Regions from separate parts of the Homo sapiens genome. Here all the other regions are linked to region 2. The links are chromatin loops, found by intact Hi-C in ENCODE. Cell type or tissue: dorsolateral prefrontal cortex. All regions are shown on one strand. Region 1 has its middle 19 kb from the start of LINC02744. Region 2 overlaps TRIM29 (tripartite motif containing 29). Region 3 has its middle 100 kb from the start of LINC02744.

Region 1 (5,000 bases), 95 kb before region 2:
ACTTGTAGAGGAGATTTAAACATGGAAAGGGGAGAGAAGAAGGCATTGGAGGGGAGAGAAATGAGAGTGGACCAGATGGCCTTCAAACTCTTTCTAGCCCTGAAGAATCTGACCATTACTATAGAAAGAAAATGGCGCAAAACAGCAAGAGACTTCAAAGCCCCTGAGAACAATTGTCCTAATGATGGAAGTCTGGAGAGGACTCCAGAAGTCATTTTCTACAATCTCCCCATCCCCAGGCAGCCTTGCCCCACTGTGCATTTATCACCAGCCCAGAGATTTCCACTGGAGCTAGCTGGAATTTCTACAAGGCAGCAGCCAGAGGTGGTGGTGGGCTCTGTGGCAGCAGGTGGAGAGGAAAGGCTCTTTCTGGGCTGAGCATCAAGCTGGAAAAAACATTGCTGAAGACCCCACCACCAGCCCTCAGGTCTATTGCAGATGCACCTCTCTGTGCTGGAGGGAGAGAGCTTGGCGAGGGAGCTCAGTTGGAAGCGGTGAAACAAGCATCATTCTATTGTTGAGCTGCCTCGCCAGCTGCTGACAAGGGAGGCTTTGCAGACAGACTGAACCTATGGAGAGATGAAAGTCGCTCAGATATAGACACACACACTCCCAGAGTTTCCTGTGCTTAAGCTGTTTGGAAGCTCTTGTCATACGCACCTCGAGCAAAGAGAAAGGAGGCGAGCGGGAATGACTGCTGGAAGTTGAGCATGTTTCCCCAACGCTGGCGCTGCTCTGTAATTCTCCTCCTTCACTAAGGAAGCTTTCTTTCAAAATAATTGGGGAGTGGCATGACTCACAATCACAGTGCCTTCACTCCCCGAGGAACAAGAAGTTAATGGGCTTGCTGTAGGGTGACTAGGGGAATTTGCCCCTCGGTGGGGATCTTCCCAGACCCCCCGGGGACTGCCGCGTGCTAGCTAATGTGGGCCAGCACCAGTGTGAGGCCAGCCCTCTGAGCCTTGGAAGCATCTGGTGAGCTTTGTGCTCTCTGTGCAAGTGGTTGGCATCCTATAGGCATAACCGTAGGCTTTCAGAGTGGGCACAGGCCAAATGTCCTCCCCATGGTGGAGATTAACCGGGCTGGGATCCCATTACAGGAGAGTCTGTGATGCTAGTTAACTCATGCTGGTTCATCTGCTCATCTTGGCTCTGCTGTCACCTTCTCAGCCCCCTCCCTGTCTCCCTTAATTTGATCATCTTGGCCCCCTCCCCTGTCGGGGCTAGAGGCTGCCCCAGGTCCCCATCCTCCCAGACTTACCTTCATCTCTGCTGATCACACAGCACACTCTGTGTCTTTTTATTTTCCTGCCTCATCCAGTAGGTTCTGAGATCCTTGAGGGTCCTCTCCACACTTTGTTAAACCAAGAATACAAATTGCTCAAAAGCAGGGCAGGGCTGGGTCCAGGGTGAGCAAGGAAGGCATCCAGGGTGCAAAATTCAAGGAGATACACACTCTCGGGCTTCCACAAGCCCAGGTGGGCCCCTGAGAATGAATGCCTCCTGAAAACACTGGAAAACACCAGGTTGGGCTCACTGGAGTCCTGGCCCTGGGGCACGGAAAAGGAAAGAATATTAATTGTTAAAAACCAACCATGTAGAGACACTACACTATTTCACTGATCCTCAAAGTAATCCTGTAGAATAGGTACTGACAGCTTCATTTACACATAAAGAAAATGAAGCTCGGTACAGTTTTGCACCTTGACAATAGTCCCAGAACTAATATCACAGACCCGGAACAAACCCCAATCTTCCTAACGCGGAGGCGCATCAGACTGCCTCCAGCAACCGTCCGCAGCTGCTGTCCCATGTCAGAGAAGAGTGCCTCTGAACGGGTGTCCTCTGAGGGGACAAAGGGCTTGGCCTCCTGGACATGAGGGTAGGTGGAGCTCTGCCCAATGCCCCCAAATCCTGACTCGGCAGGTGTGGCTGGGCCTGGGAATATCTGTGTTTGCCAAGGTCCCTAGGAGGCGCCCATGCACCGTCTGGTGGTGGGGACGCTGCACTGCACCAACTTCCATGTAGGGCCAGAAAGTCCTCCCTTAGGGCCACCCTAACTCACAGGCCTTTCACTGCAGCCCCTCCCCTCTCACCCAGGCCTCCGCGGAGTCCCCCTGCAGGAGCTTCCTGCCCGGGGCTGTGCCGGCTGCCAAGTTGTGCTGCTGCCGGTGCTCGGATGGACCCCGGGGAGCAGCAGCCACTGCTCAGAGCAGTCTGTTTTGCCTGTTGCCGGAGGCTGGGGGGTGCAGGAGCAGCCCTGGAGGGGCTTGGCACTATCAGTGGCGGAGGGGTCTGTGTAGACTCAGAGACAGATGTGGCAGGCAAAGATGGGGGACTTTGTCAGCAGCCCTACTAAGCCTAGATAGTTCTGCGTCCCCAGGCCCCACCCCCCGGCTCCTGCCTTTACTCCTACACCCCCTTTCCACCAGCATCACCACTGAGGGGGGCAGCCCAGCCGGCTTCGGCACCAGACAGGCAACGGCAGGAAGCACAGAGGAAACACCAAGGGAGAACAGGTACCCAGGGCAGCCGGAGTGGGCCTCGCACACCCCCACAAGCAGAGTCCCTGCAGCAGCAGAGCCGTCGGTGGCATCAGGGCGGCCAGCTGTGCCCCAGGTTTCCAGAGTGGAGAGGAAGGGACCCCACACTCGGGATGGGCTCCAGGGTGCTGCGAGCAGCGGGTGGCCCCGCTTGGAGCCAATCTGCCTACCTGGAGCAACCTGCCTACCAAAGACCAGAGTCCCACCCAGGAAATCAGGCCCCAGAGAGGATGTACCCGCACCCTGCCAGCTGCTGCCACACTCATCACCTCTCTCTTGTGACTTAAGTCTTCAGGCCGCAGTTCTCAGCGCCCTTCCTGCCCCACAGGCTGCCTCCAGCCCAAACTACACAGCTTCCAGAAAGCGTTCTCCTGCCCAGACCCCTGCCCCTTTGAACACAGGACAACCCCTCACCTGGCATCCCCGGGCACCCATGATCTGGCCCAGATCTCCTGGAGGGTTCACCACTGATCCTCCAACACAGCCACATCTTCCCATCTCCCGCCTACCTCCCCTGCCTCTTGGTTCTGCTCTTCATCTGCCCACATCTGACATATCTTCAGGATCCATTTCAAATCCTGCCTCTCCTCCTCTTCCTTCTCTTATCCCCTAAACCTTTGGCCTCCTGGAGCCCTTTGCCTGTGGCATTTGCATCACTCCCCATATACCCCAGACTAATCTATGAATTCCTTAAGGGCAGAGACAGAGCTGTCCTCAGCATTGTGCTTCCCTACACACACCAGCCTCTGCCATGCCCACAGCTCCTCCCACACACATAAAGCCATCAAGCCTCTTTCTTCAGAGGACCTCCACAGGCAGGAAGTCCTGCCTCATATCCAGCCCAATTCCACCCTGCTCAGGGCTCATTTTCATTCCTCAGTGAAGATGGAGAGCAGTGGATTATCTTCCCCTAAATAATAACCCTTCCTAGGCTTTCACACTATTATTAAATCACCTTTAAGCCACCTTTCTTCTTCAGGCTAAAGAATCCCAGTACTTTTCATGTTCCTTCAGAACGTGACTCTCTGCCCTGTAATTAGCTTGGCAATACTTTTGAATTCTCCCCAACTTCTCCACACCCAGAAAGAAGAAGTGCCTTGAGAGGGGACCAAAAGGAACTGTGTGGAGGGTCTACGATGTTCCAGGGATCACCCCTACTACATTTAATCCTTCTAGCTTGCTGCTCTTCACCCCAATTTACAGATGAGGAAACAGAGGCTCAATATGCTCAGCAGGGCTTCTCAACGTTAGCTGACATGTTGGTTCAGATGATTCTTTGTTGAGCAGGCGCTGGCTATGCCTTGTAGGACGTTTAGCAGCATTCCTGACCTCTACCCACTTGATGACAGCAGTAACTACCCCCCCCCCCACAACACACACACACAGTTGTGACTACTAAATATGTCTGCAGACATTGCCAAATGCCTTCTGAGTGTGAAATCACCTCCAGCTGAAAACCACTGGGTTAAAGGAATTTTGCAGAAATCAATCAACTTGTAAGTAACAGACACTAAATTCAGATCTGTCAGCTTCAAATAATTTTCTTACTTCTACCCCCATACAACCTCCTAAGACAAAGTCTCATCTGAGAAAGTAATAGGAAAATGTCACTATGTTTTCCACTTTTATCACTCCTTACCCCAACATTTAATCTTCTATATGTGTCACTGGGATCAACTCATAGATGATTCTGCTCCGAGTCTAACCCACACTCTCCAAGTTTACCCACACTCAATTTGAAAGCATTAGCTTGGGTGCACCGTAACCACAGGAACTTTCTTTTTTCCAATCAATTGCTCAGTATCACTTATTTCAGGCCTGCTGCAGAGAACTAGCAGAGAAAATGGAGAACAGACCCTCCTCCTCCAAGAGCAAAAGGTCCAACTTGGGAGCCGGGGATACACATGAGGAGTTCTAACACTTACTGACAAATGCACAGACCATTCTTGCACAATTCCCAGCAGGCTATCAGAAAGCAGGAACACTGAGTCCACTGAGCAGTTGCTTAGACTAAAGATGCCAAGCAGTCAGTGCAAGGAGTTAGCTAAGACCAGCCTGTGGCAAGGTGGAGATGCTGCCATCAACCGAAGCAGATGAATGTTGTGGACTGCACGTCGTGACGGGGACATGTGTGCTGATGGGATGCAGGGTAAGGGAACCAGGTGTCCACTTGCTGCCGTTGCTATTTCTGTGCTCCAGACCAGCCTGGGGAACTGAGCTCTGCTCTGAAGCAGGCTCCTACTCCCCTTCCACCTCCTATTCCAGGTGTCAAGGGTGGGAAAAACATACCAGGTTGGAACATCTTGAACTTCCCACCGGTTGTTCCAGGCATTCGTCCGAAGCCACGTCAGGCCTAATGCAGTTCCTTCATCTCTATACACCTGCCAAATCTGATTTATTCTTCAATATTTGCTTAAATGCTGCTTCCCCCTTCTCTCCTTCAGTCCCCACCACCCA
Region 2 (5,000 bases):
CCTGCATCCTCTGCACATCCTGCTTGTGTCTTTGCTTGCTCCTGCACCTGCAATGCCACCAGCGTCTCCACCTGCCACAGTCGGTCCCATCAATGATGTCTCAAGCCACCAGTATAGCGCACCTGGGCCTCCACTCTTGCTTCACCTCGGTTCATTCCTGAGTCCTCTTCTTAGAGCACTGATCTGATTACTCACCCTCCCATGGAGGTGGTCACTGTGTTTACGGTAAAGCTCAGCCCCTATGTAGCCCGGCATGATCCTGCCCTGCCTTTCTCACACATGCAGAACTCACTCAGGTCCCCCCAGATCTTCTCAACTCACTCTCAGCACAGCTGTCCCCTCCTCAGGGGACATGCCTCCTCATCACCGTTTTGGGCCCTGCACGCTCTGATCACCTTCTGGATCAGCTCACAGGCCCAGTCTTGTGAATTCATGCAGAGAGGCAGCTTGTGTCTCCTATATCTTGTGCTTAGATCTTGGTCCAACACAAAAATCTGAATGAATGCAGGCCTCCCCCGAGCCACGCCTCCATTCCTGCTCCTCATCAGGTATCTGTGCACCTCTCTCCCCCCTAGGCCTGTACAATGCCCCCAGTCTTGGGCTCAGGTCACCTAGTGCAGTCCCCACTCCAGGCAGGTCCACACCTGAACCATCAAAGACCCACACCTCACCCTCAAAGAATATGCCGCCTCCTTCTCAGACAAGCTCTCAGGGCTCCACCTTCCACAGCCAGATCTGAATCCTGCAAGTTACCAATCCGTAACAGGGTTTGCAGCCCCTCAATTCAGCCAGTTCAGGATCTTAACATGATAATGGGACCAACCTCAGAAAAATGCAGAATTTGCTAACCAGAGCCAACCTCAAGGCCAACGAGGAAACACGTTATATGTCCACTTGGGATGAATGTATTGATAACGATAAGCCCGGCCAAAGACCTCTCCTCCCTCCCTCACCTGGCTCCCTGTCCTTCCTGGGGAGCTTCAGGGATCCCAGGCACCATCCTCATCCGCTGGGTTGAGGTCACCCATCCACTGCCACATCTTGCAAGAGAGTCTGTTGGTTCCCAAGTTTCCTCACCCCCTCCCCACTCCTTTGCCTCTTCTTAGCCTCTGCCTTGGCAAGGTGATGAATTAGGAGCCAGGAGTTGGCACATTCACCAAGCAATTAGTGTTTATCTTCCTTGTTTCTGTGGCTGAACAACAGATCATTTTCAACCTTAATAGTCAATACTCAGAAAGATAAAACTGTCTGGGTCACTCTTGGGAGGTGATTTGAGGGTTTGGTGGGAAAGGGAGGTGGGATATGAGATGGCCCTGCCTCAGCCATCCAGCCCCCGCCCCTCTGGACAGGCATTCCTGGGGTCCCACCTGTTACCCTTCTGACCTCTCTCCATGGTCCATCAGGAGGCAGGGACAAAGGTCCCCATGTCGTAGCCGGGACACGGAAGGGGGACAAGAGTCAAGCAGCTTGGCAGTTCGCAGCCCCTCAGTGTCCCCTCCCCCTTGGACTTTGAGGACTCTGGCTTTCTGTCTCACTCTTCACCAAGAGCTGCCTTGGGTAGAGCCCTGTCCGACTCATGCAAGCCCTCTTTGGGGGCTGCAAAACTGAGCCTTCTGTGCCCACCCAGCCCCCTCCTCAGGCCAGCTACCTGCAGAGGGAACCCAAAGGTGGCACCCACATAAGGGAAGCCTGCCCCTTCTGCAGAATTCCATGCCAGGTTAGGCAAGGTCTGGTGGGGTGAGCAGTAAGCCCCTATCTGCTGCTCAGACCAGGGGACTGCTGTCCTGGGGTCATATATTCTACAGGCTAGGACAGAAGGGCCTACTCAGCTAATACAGAAGTGGGGGAAGGAGGAGAGAGAGAGAGGCTCACCTTGTAGAAGGGCCCTGGGACCCAGTCCTGACGGCCCGGGCTGGGGCAGGAGTTTGGCGCCCACTCACTGCAGTGAAATGCTGTCACCTGCTGGCCGTGCCTCAGAACTGCAGGAGCCCTGGTGCGGGTCCTAGGGCTGGGCCCAGCAGCTTCCACCCTGTGACTCTCCACCAAGTGCAGAAGGCCAAAAAGAGGGGAAATCAAGCTTCATCCCAGGTTGAAATGTCGTCATTGTCTTTGTTGTTAATTCCACAATAATAATAGTATAATCTCTCAACTGTTGGGCCCTTGCTAAACCAGGTTCTTTGCAGTTTTTTGTTGCTCACAGCAGTCCTTTAAGATGTTATCCCCACTGAAGCTCAGACAGAGTGGGCAGCTTGGCCCTGGTCTTACAGCTGATGGGCAGTGCAGCCAGGATTCTGGCCCTGACAGTGTGGCTCCAGCTCCACACAGTGCCCTCAGAAGCCTATGCCTCAGCTCTCCACACAATGAAATGTACCAGGCACCCATTATTGGATGCCTTCCAGCTCCCCTTTTGATTTTTTCACCTTCCTCTCCCACTTCCTCTTCCCAGTTAACTGCTTCTTAGCCTCCAAGGCCCGCCCACGTGCCAGGCACTGTTCTAGGACAACATGATGGAATAACCCCTGCTATCACGGAGTCCACATTCCAGCAGGTCCTGAGGCCCAGAGCAGAGCTCAGAAGCTCCTGCGTCTCCAGCCTTCCCCCGTCCTGGACAGAGAAGGCTTCTCAGATGGGGACCCATGCCCCTGACAGGGTCTAAAGGAAAGGAGAGGCACGGGGCTGGGTACAGGGAGCCTTGGAGATTTGGGAGTCCAACCTGCCTGCCTATCAGCCCAGGTCTGATGGTGGATTCCCAACCTGACACCAAGCTCAATGTTCCTGTCCCTTCCAACCCTCCTTTTGCTGTGGTCTCCACCTCACAGGCTGTTGGAGCTGGGAAAGAACCCCAGAAATGATCCAATGAATACACCTCATTTTGTAGATGGAGAAGGTCAGACCCAGAAAGGGCAAGCAATTAGCCCAGATCACACAGCCAAGCAACAGAGCCTGGATGAGACTCAGGGCTCCCAACTACCCTGCCAGAGCTCCCTGCTGAGCCCCTCTGCTGCCTCCCTCCTCGCTGGTCTGCCAGGGGGCTACCCACACCTCTGAGAATCACCCAACGCCCAGAGCTGGGAGAGGGCAGGAGACAAGGGAGCATGGGCCAGGACTGTCTGGGTCTGAGAGGAACAGAAGTGGATATAGAGCCTTGCCCCCCTCCTTCCTCCCTAATAGGAGGATTAAACCTCCTATTCTCACTCATGCTGGGGACAGAGGCATTCTCAAGAACTGGGAAGAAAGGATTTCCCTGATTGCTTTATAATCACAGCTCAGACGATAATGGACCTGGTGGGGATTGATGGGGAGAGTGTGATGCTCAGCGACGTCCCCGCCCAGTTCCCAGCACAGCCCTGGGCCTCCTGACACAGCGGTCTTCCCAACATCCCACCAGCCAGCCTCTGTGCAGCAGGTGCAGCCCCTGGTGCAGCCCAGGCATGGGACAGGCAAGGGCCTGGCTGCCCCCACAGGGGAATTTAGCCAGACCTGGTGTCCCATCCAGTTCCCCTTCTCTGGAGCTGGTAGGCTTAGGGCAGGGCCTGGAGAACTGGGAGCCTCTCGTGGCCAGGGTCTTTCTGAGAGTCCGGGCATCTCTGGAGCCCAGGAATGGGTCCTTATCACCATCACAACCCCAGGGTCCTCAAGAAGGGCCAGGAGGCTGCAGGGCACGGTGCCCACAGAGGTGGACCTGCTGGGGCACCACGTAGGGAACCAGCACCCAGGGCAGGGGGCTGTAGGGAGCAGCAACTAACCCCAGGGACACTCTGCAGTCCCAGCTCCCAAGGGAGAACACCACCCAGGTGGCCAAAGCATGTGGGTCCAACTTGTGGTCTCTCTTCTTGACAGTGCTGGAAGGTCCTCCATGGACACACTTGGCCCCTTCTCCTTCCTTTCCTTTCTCACCCTTACCCTCCTGTCTCCCCCTTCTCTCTCTTCTCTGCCATTTCTCCCTCACTTTCTCAATCCCAAGAGCCCCTTCGTGGCAAGCCTGGCTGCTTGGCTCCTAAAGCTCCCTGGCCCAGCAGCGTGGAGAGGAGGAAGGAAGAGTGTTGTCCCTCCACGATGGACCAGCAGCCAGCTTGCTTAGGGACTTTTACTAGGACAGAGGGACTGCTCCCCTGATGTCATCAGGCCCCTGGTGGGGAGCAGAGTGAGGAAGAACAGTGAGAACAGAGGGGCCCGGGTGTCCCTGCCACACCAGGAAAAAGAATGTGGTTGTTTGACACCCTCTTCCCTCTCTACCATCATGCCTCCTCCTGGCTTGCTCACCTCTTCCAGGAAGACTTCCCTGACTCTCCTTCCAGGCTTCTCTGAGTTTCCAGGGACTGGAAGGCCTTTTCCCTTTCCTCCGTCCCCCAAGCCCAGGATGATGCTGTCTTCAGGAGCCTGACCCTCCTGCCAGCCTCAAAGGGGAGCTCTCCTTCCCAGAAGGCCCTCTGTGCACTGAGAAGGCCCTCAGGTCTGAAGCCTCCAGTGGACTTCCACTCCAGCCTGCGTCTGAGCACCAGAGTGCTTGGCTCCCAGCCACTTCTGGGCCCTTCTCCCCCTGGGAACTCTAGGGTGGGCCGGCCAGAAGGTCTGAGCATGGCAGAAGGTATTGAGCATATCCCCAGGCCCACACCCCACTGTCATTCTCCCTGTGTTCATTGTTAGCCAAGGCGTGCCTCCCTGAGGCCCAGGTTCCTGCACTGCACCCCCTGTGTCCCAGACAGGGTGAGGGAGGTCAAGGGAGTTTCAAAGGAGCCACGTTTCTGAGAGGAGAGCAGGAAGATGACCGTGCCTTCATCAGAGGGAAAAAGTGCATTCAGAAGAACTGCAGCCTGTTCCTCTGGGGACCCTCAGGGAAATGGTCATTCAATACAAGAGAAGTGACAGACCAATGGTTTATTCCAAAGGGGAAAGCCCAAGCTGGATGTCTCCCTCCCCAACCCCTGCAAGCTGGCCCATCCTTCCAGAGCCCCCATAGGCCTGGGGCTGTTGAGACGGGAGATGTCCCCACTGTGCTG
Region 3 (5,000 bases), 220 kb before region 2:
AGCCAGTGGACCTCAAATGAAAAATAGCAAAAGTAGCAAAACAACCCCTCATGTTTACAAAGAGCCTCTCATCCATCAGGAGCGTTCTAAGACAAGATCTCAGTAGGAGCCACTGCGGACCTTGGTTTATTCTTATATAAATGAGGCCATTGGGCTCAAGGATTCCTGAAGTCTCTTCTCCGACCAGACTTTTTGTGGGTTCCATGGTCCTAATAGAATTCTGGTGATGTGATGACACCTGGAGCTGGTGTCATTAGCCTCATCTTAGAGTTAAGAATGCCAAGGAGCAGAGAGGGAAGTGACAAGCCACAGCCCATTCAGCGAGTCCTGCCAGAGCCAGACCCAGACCCTGGTGAGGTGGGTGGTGGAAGGAGATGGACCCTGATGTCTGTCTTCTTAGCTCAAGGAGATGGAGGTGGGAGGATGGGGGCCAGAGGCCCTGTAGCTCTTCCCCTGATCCATTTTGAGGAAGGGTCTATCCTATCACCCTGCAAGAGCGGGAGGCTGGGGAGCTTATCTGGTGATGGTGGGGCATCTGGTCCCCACATGTGCAGACCAGGATCCATGCCTGAGCCTCTCCACTAGCATACCTACTCCAAGAACGTGGTCTATTTTGTTTCCTGTGGTATCCCCAGTGCCTAGAACAGTATCTGGCATAAGATGGTACCCAAGTAATGCTCGTCATTGAATGACTGAGAGACAAGTCTAGGCCCCTGGGATGCCAGGGCCCCCATTCCCCACACCCTGATCCTCTCTGCAAGTCCAGACACATGAGCAGTGTAAGCATTGCTAGCCGGGCACTGGGCCACAAAGGTTTCCGAGATCCAGAGAAAATCCTCCCCTGCTTGGCTCCCCACTTTTTTCTGGTTGCATCTGAGCACCCCCTGACTTTCTGCCCCTTTCCCTCACCTTACCCAGTCCCCTCAGTGTGTGATGGATGTCCTGCCAGGGACAGAGGGTTCGATCTGGATTTCCAATCTCCTCTGGATGCACCAACGCCAAAATACAATACACAATTACAGGGACACGATACATTAGTGATCACTGAGAGAAAGAAGCCCCTTTTAGGCAGCAACGCCAACGGCTGTGTCTAAACTTATGGATACAGTCAGCTCAGAGTCCCTCCAGTCCCCGGGCAGGAAGTGAGCAGTCTCCAATACCCCATACCCATCCTCCCTCTGGGAGTCCTTCCAGGCTCCAGAGCCTCAGTTACCTCTACCTCTCCCATGTAGCCAGCACCATTCTGTCCCTTGGGGTTTTCTCCCTCTGGCTATAGCAGAGGACTTGGTCTCCCAGCACCTACTCTGTGCTGCCTTCCAAGCATGTACAAAAGCCCTTTTCCTTCCAAGGGACCATCTACTGGGCCATTTAGGGAACAGAGGGGGGGTGACAGATCCCACAAGATAAGAGACAATCATGTGGGCTGCCACCTGCACCTGCGAGTCACCATCCCTGGCCTTCACTTCTTGCCTCCACGGTCACCACTGTTTGCCCTGCTGGCCACTGGCTTCTCTTTCACCCCAGATACCCAGAGGCCTGGAAACACAATCTGGGCAGTACAGGAAATGCAACTGCCCTCCCTGTCTCTAGGGCCGGACCAGCTCCAGACGGCCTCCTGCCTGGGCTGCATCTGTCTGCACAGGGTGCACCAAAGAGAGGATCACCCCCTCCTCTCCAGAGTTTTGAAAGCTAGGATTCAGGATCAGGATCTGTAAGCCCCTAAAATTACATGACAACTTGGTGTCTATGTGTATCTGCACTTTTTCTGGAAAGAGGTTTTCATAGCCTTCAGATTCTCAAAGTCCTTTAGAACAAAAAAAGGTGGTCCATGCCTACAAGGGTGGTGACAAGAGCCGAGTGGGTGTGGGGGCTGAGCTTGCTGAAATAGTAAATAGGAGTTTGGAAGTTTATTTTATTGCCTTAAGCCCGGAATTACATTTTCTTTGCATGTGGATGAGTCTGCTTTTCTGGTTTGCCAAATAGGTTGACCATTGATGTCCAGGTGAACACACAGAGTTAGCCCAGCCCAGACCACGGCATAAACCCAGGGTGTAATTCAGCCCCAGAACAACCCCCAGGGCAGGGGCCAAACACCTTTAAAGCAGAGCCCAAGCTATCGCAGCCACCCAACCTGAACACTCAGTGCGCAGCTGACAGCCAGCTGGACGTGGGGCTGAGTGACCTCAAGCCTAGGCTGAGGGTCCCTCAGAACACAGCCCCTTCCCTCAAACCCTTGGGGTATTGGAAGAGACTCCGCTGAGGCCCACTCCCAGCTACCAGGTGAGGACTCCAGGCACCTTGCTTGTGATCAGGCCTCCAATCTCTGCATATTCCAGGAACATGAGTCTGAGCTTGCTCGTCTCACTGAGAAAGCACGCAGGCCAGGAGACCAAGAAGCAGGTGGGAGGTAGGTGATAAATATCACAGCCCCTCAGCCTGCTGAGACCGTATGACCTTTGTTGAATCACCTAATCTACTTGGCTAATTATGCCCATTTCCCCTTCTCTCTTTTCCTCTTACTTTTCCTTCCTTGTCACAACGTGGTACTTCAGAAACTCTCTCGGAGGAATTTCAAGGAGCTGGCTGGGTCTCTGTGGAACACATTGCATTATCTCATTACGATCTCGCCTGGTGATCGGATTCCGTTAGCTGACTCTCTTTATTAGCAGGCAAAAGCAAACTTATGAAATGCCTTTAAACCTGGATTTCCTTAACAATCTATCACTGGGGAACTGACAGCTCTCGCTCGCTTCCCTCTGCCAGAAAGAATTAAGATTGTTCCTAATTTAATCTCTCTTCCGCATCGAAGGCGGATATTTGTGTTTCAGCAGCAAACTTGTATTAAAGGCTCTTGGGTAGGAGGCTTTGGATCGTCACAGACTAACTCTGATAGGTGTCTGTGTGCCTTCGTGCAGATGGGGCTGGCCCTGGCTTCAGGGGCCCTGGGCAGAGGCTCCCAGATGCTGCCCTTGATGAAACTTGCAGCCCTGTGGCCCTGCTGGGAAAAGATAAGAGGGCAGATTTGAGAATCACTGGCTTTGTAGTGTCAGCGTAAGGGTGTTGGGGGATGGCTGAGGCTGTCACAGACACTGCCCATTGTACAGCTGTCTGGCACGTCGGCCCTCTAGCTTTCTACAAGTCAGAATCACCAGGCTGCTCTTGACAGCATTCCAGCTGAGCTGTGCCCTGGCTGTACTCCCATGGGCATGGTGCAGGGATGTTGGTACCCCCCCAAGTCCCCTTTGCTGGATGGGTGCAGCCCATCCCCCAGCCCCTGTGTGTGTTGGCCACTAAAGCCCCCAGCTGCCCCTTCTCTGGATAATTCACCTGAGCTGAGTAGGAGCTGCCTGCCATCAGAGGCTAGCTACATGCCTTCTCAGTTCCCTTGCCCTAAGCCAACAGCTGATGACCGACTAACAGACAGTAGGGAAAAAAGACCGGGCCCCTTGCCTCAAGGTGAGCCTGACCTTGTGGTATCATTTGTGCTCCTAAGCTCCCGGTGGATTGAGACTGAAGCTGATCTCGGGCCCAGACCACATCCTTATTTCCTTCCTTCTCCCCATTTCTCCTGAGAACGCTTCTCCAGCAACACTTTCACGAATGTCTGCTTCTGGGATATGGTTGCCCTTGGGCTGCTTGGGCTTCTGGGCTCTGATGTGCCTCCCTCTGGGTCAGATTGGGCATGGAGGGACTTGCTGTGGACAGTCGAGGCTGGTGGTACCCTGCAGTCAGCCGTGAGCAGTAGCCTGGCCCCACAGGCTGCTTCCTGAGGACCTGGCACTTCCTGAGAACCCCCACACACCCACCCACCATGGAAAGGTTTGGCTGTGGGTGCCTGCCTGGGACACCCCCCATCCTTACTTGTGGAGCACATAAGCTGCTCTCCGACACTGCTCTGAACCATGGCCTCTTAGACACGCATCACCCCAACCAGGACTGTGGAGCCTGACGTGGCGCTCCCTGCCAAGCACATCACGTCCCCTCCAGGCACTCTGCACGGAGATTTGGGTGGCTGCAGATGAGGGGGAAAGAGCTGTGTTGGAAAATCCTATTATCTAGCCAGGCCCCCACTGTTAGCCCATGCATGAAACCAATTTACAAAGTGTGAGTCAAAAGCCTCCAAGGACCGCCTGTTCTTGCGGGAGCCCAGCAATCACCCTGCCCGCGGGCCTCTGCAGACGCAATGCCGTCTGCGCTCCGTCCACTGAAAAGCTCTGCTCAGAGATGTCAGTCAGTGCCCTGGGCCGGCCACCCCCCTGCTCTGCTGGATGTCGGGAGAATGTATTACTGAGAGAGAAGAGAAACACTCTGAATGGAGCATGATTATTTTCAGATCTCCATTTTGCTGATGGCTTGAGCAAGCCCAGGTGAGACTCCTCGGGTTACAGAGGTTTTCTGAAGGTCATACTGTCTGTCCATCTTCTGTCGCCGGGTGCAGGCAGGGGCGAGGAGGCTCGGACCATAGTTGTAACTGGGGCAAGGCACTTAACCTCCTCTGAGCCTGGGCTTCCTTTTCTATAAAAGGAAAACACCTGCAGAGGGCTAGCAGGGCTCCATGAGATGACGCACACAGAAGTGCCCACCACACAGTAGGCCCTCAACACATGTTTATTATCATTTTTGCCTGAAACACAATAGTTTCTACAAGGGTCCCAGGAAGGAGATGCTTCTGTTTTCTTTGTAGAATAATCTTACGTGTCTTAGCCTGTGTAACAGGCAAGAAAGTTCTCTGATCTATCCAAAGTGTCGCTTATGGAAAAAGAAATTACTCTGTCTCAGAAGAGACCTGTTACTACTAGCTAACACTGACCGAGTACTGCCTGTGTGCCAGGCACTGTGCTGGGTATTTTACACACATTTAACTGTTTAAGCCTCACTACGACCCTGGGTGCTGGATACTGTTATTATACCTGTTTCACAGATGGAGAAACTGACAAACAGAAATTGCCCCAAATCACACAGCTAGTAAGTGAAGATGGGATACAAGTACGATGTAGAAG

Evidence for each region. Peaks named below come from ENCODE experiments on the same cell type or tissue, not always from the same donor. Only the 100,000 strongest peaks of a DNase experiment are listed, where the experiment ranks them.
Region 1: a loop joins it to region 2, with 5 times the contacts of the local background. A loop is called at or near these places in 21 of 110 quality-filtered maps.
Region 3: a loop joins it to region 2, with 3 times the contacts of the local background. A loop is called at or near these places in 3 of 110 quality-filtered maps.

The regions. Positions count from the first base shown.
Region 1 is chr11:120,011,433-120,016,432 of GRCh38, forward strand. No RefSeq gene overlaps it. Among named protein-coding and RNA genes, the nearest start is that of LINC02744, 19 kb to the left of the region's middle. RefSeq lists an enhancer at 2,485-3,090. In dorsolateral prefrontal cortex, CTCF peaks have their summits at 1,962 and 2,161; DNase peaks (open chromatin) are centred at 500 and 1,989; H3K4me3 peaks cover 422 bases; H3K27ac peaks cover 4,835 bases; H3K27me3 peaks cover 317 bases.
Region 2 is chr11:120,106,423-120,111,422 of GRCh38, forward strand. TRIM29 (tripartite motif containing 29) reads right to left here. Exons shown (of 9, transcript NM_012101.4): 9 at 4,864-5,000. Among named protein-coding and RNA genes, the nearest start is that of TRIM29, 29 kb to the right of the region's middle. RefSeq lists an enhancer at 2,025-2,074. In dorsolateral prefrontal cortex, a CTCF peak has its summit at 1,971 (motif pointing left); DNase peaks (open chromatin) are centred at 1,593 and 1,949; H3K27ac peaks cover 1,685 bases.
Region 3 is chr11:119,888,520-119,893,519 of GRCh38, forward strand. No RefSeq gene overlaps it. Among named protein-coding and RNA genes, the nearest start is that of LINC02744, 100 kb to the right of the region's middle. RefSeq lists an enhancer at 502-4,430. In dorsolateral prefrontal cortex, a CTCF peak has its summit at 3,056; DNase peaks (open chromatin) are centred at 3,122 and 4,202; H3K4me3 peaks cover 1,273 bases; H3K27ac peaks cover 3,011 bases; H3K27me3 peaks cover 875 bases.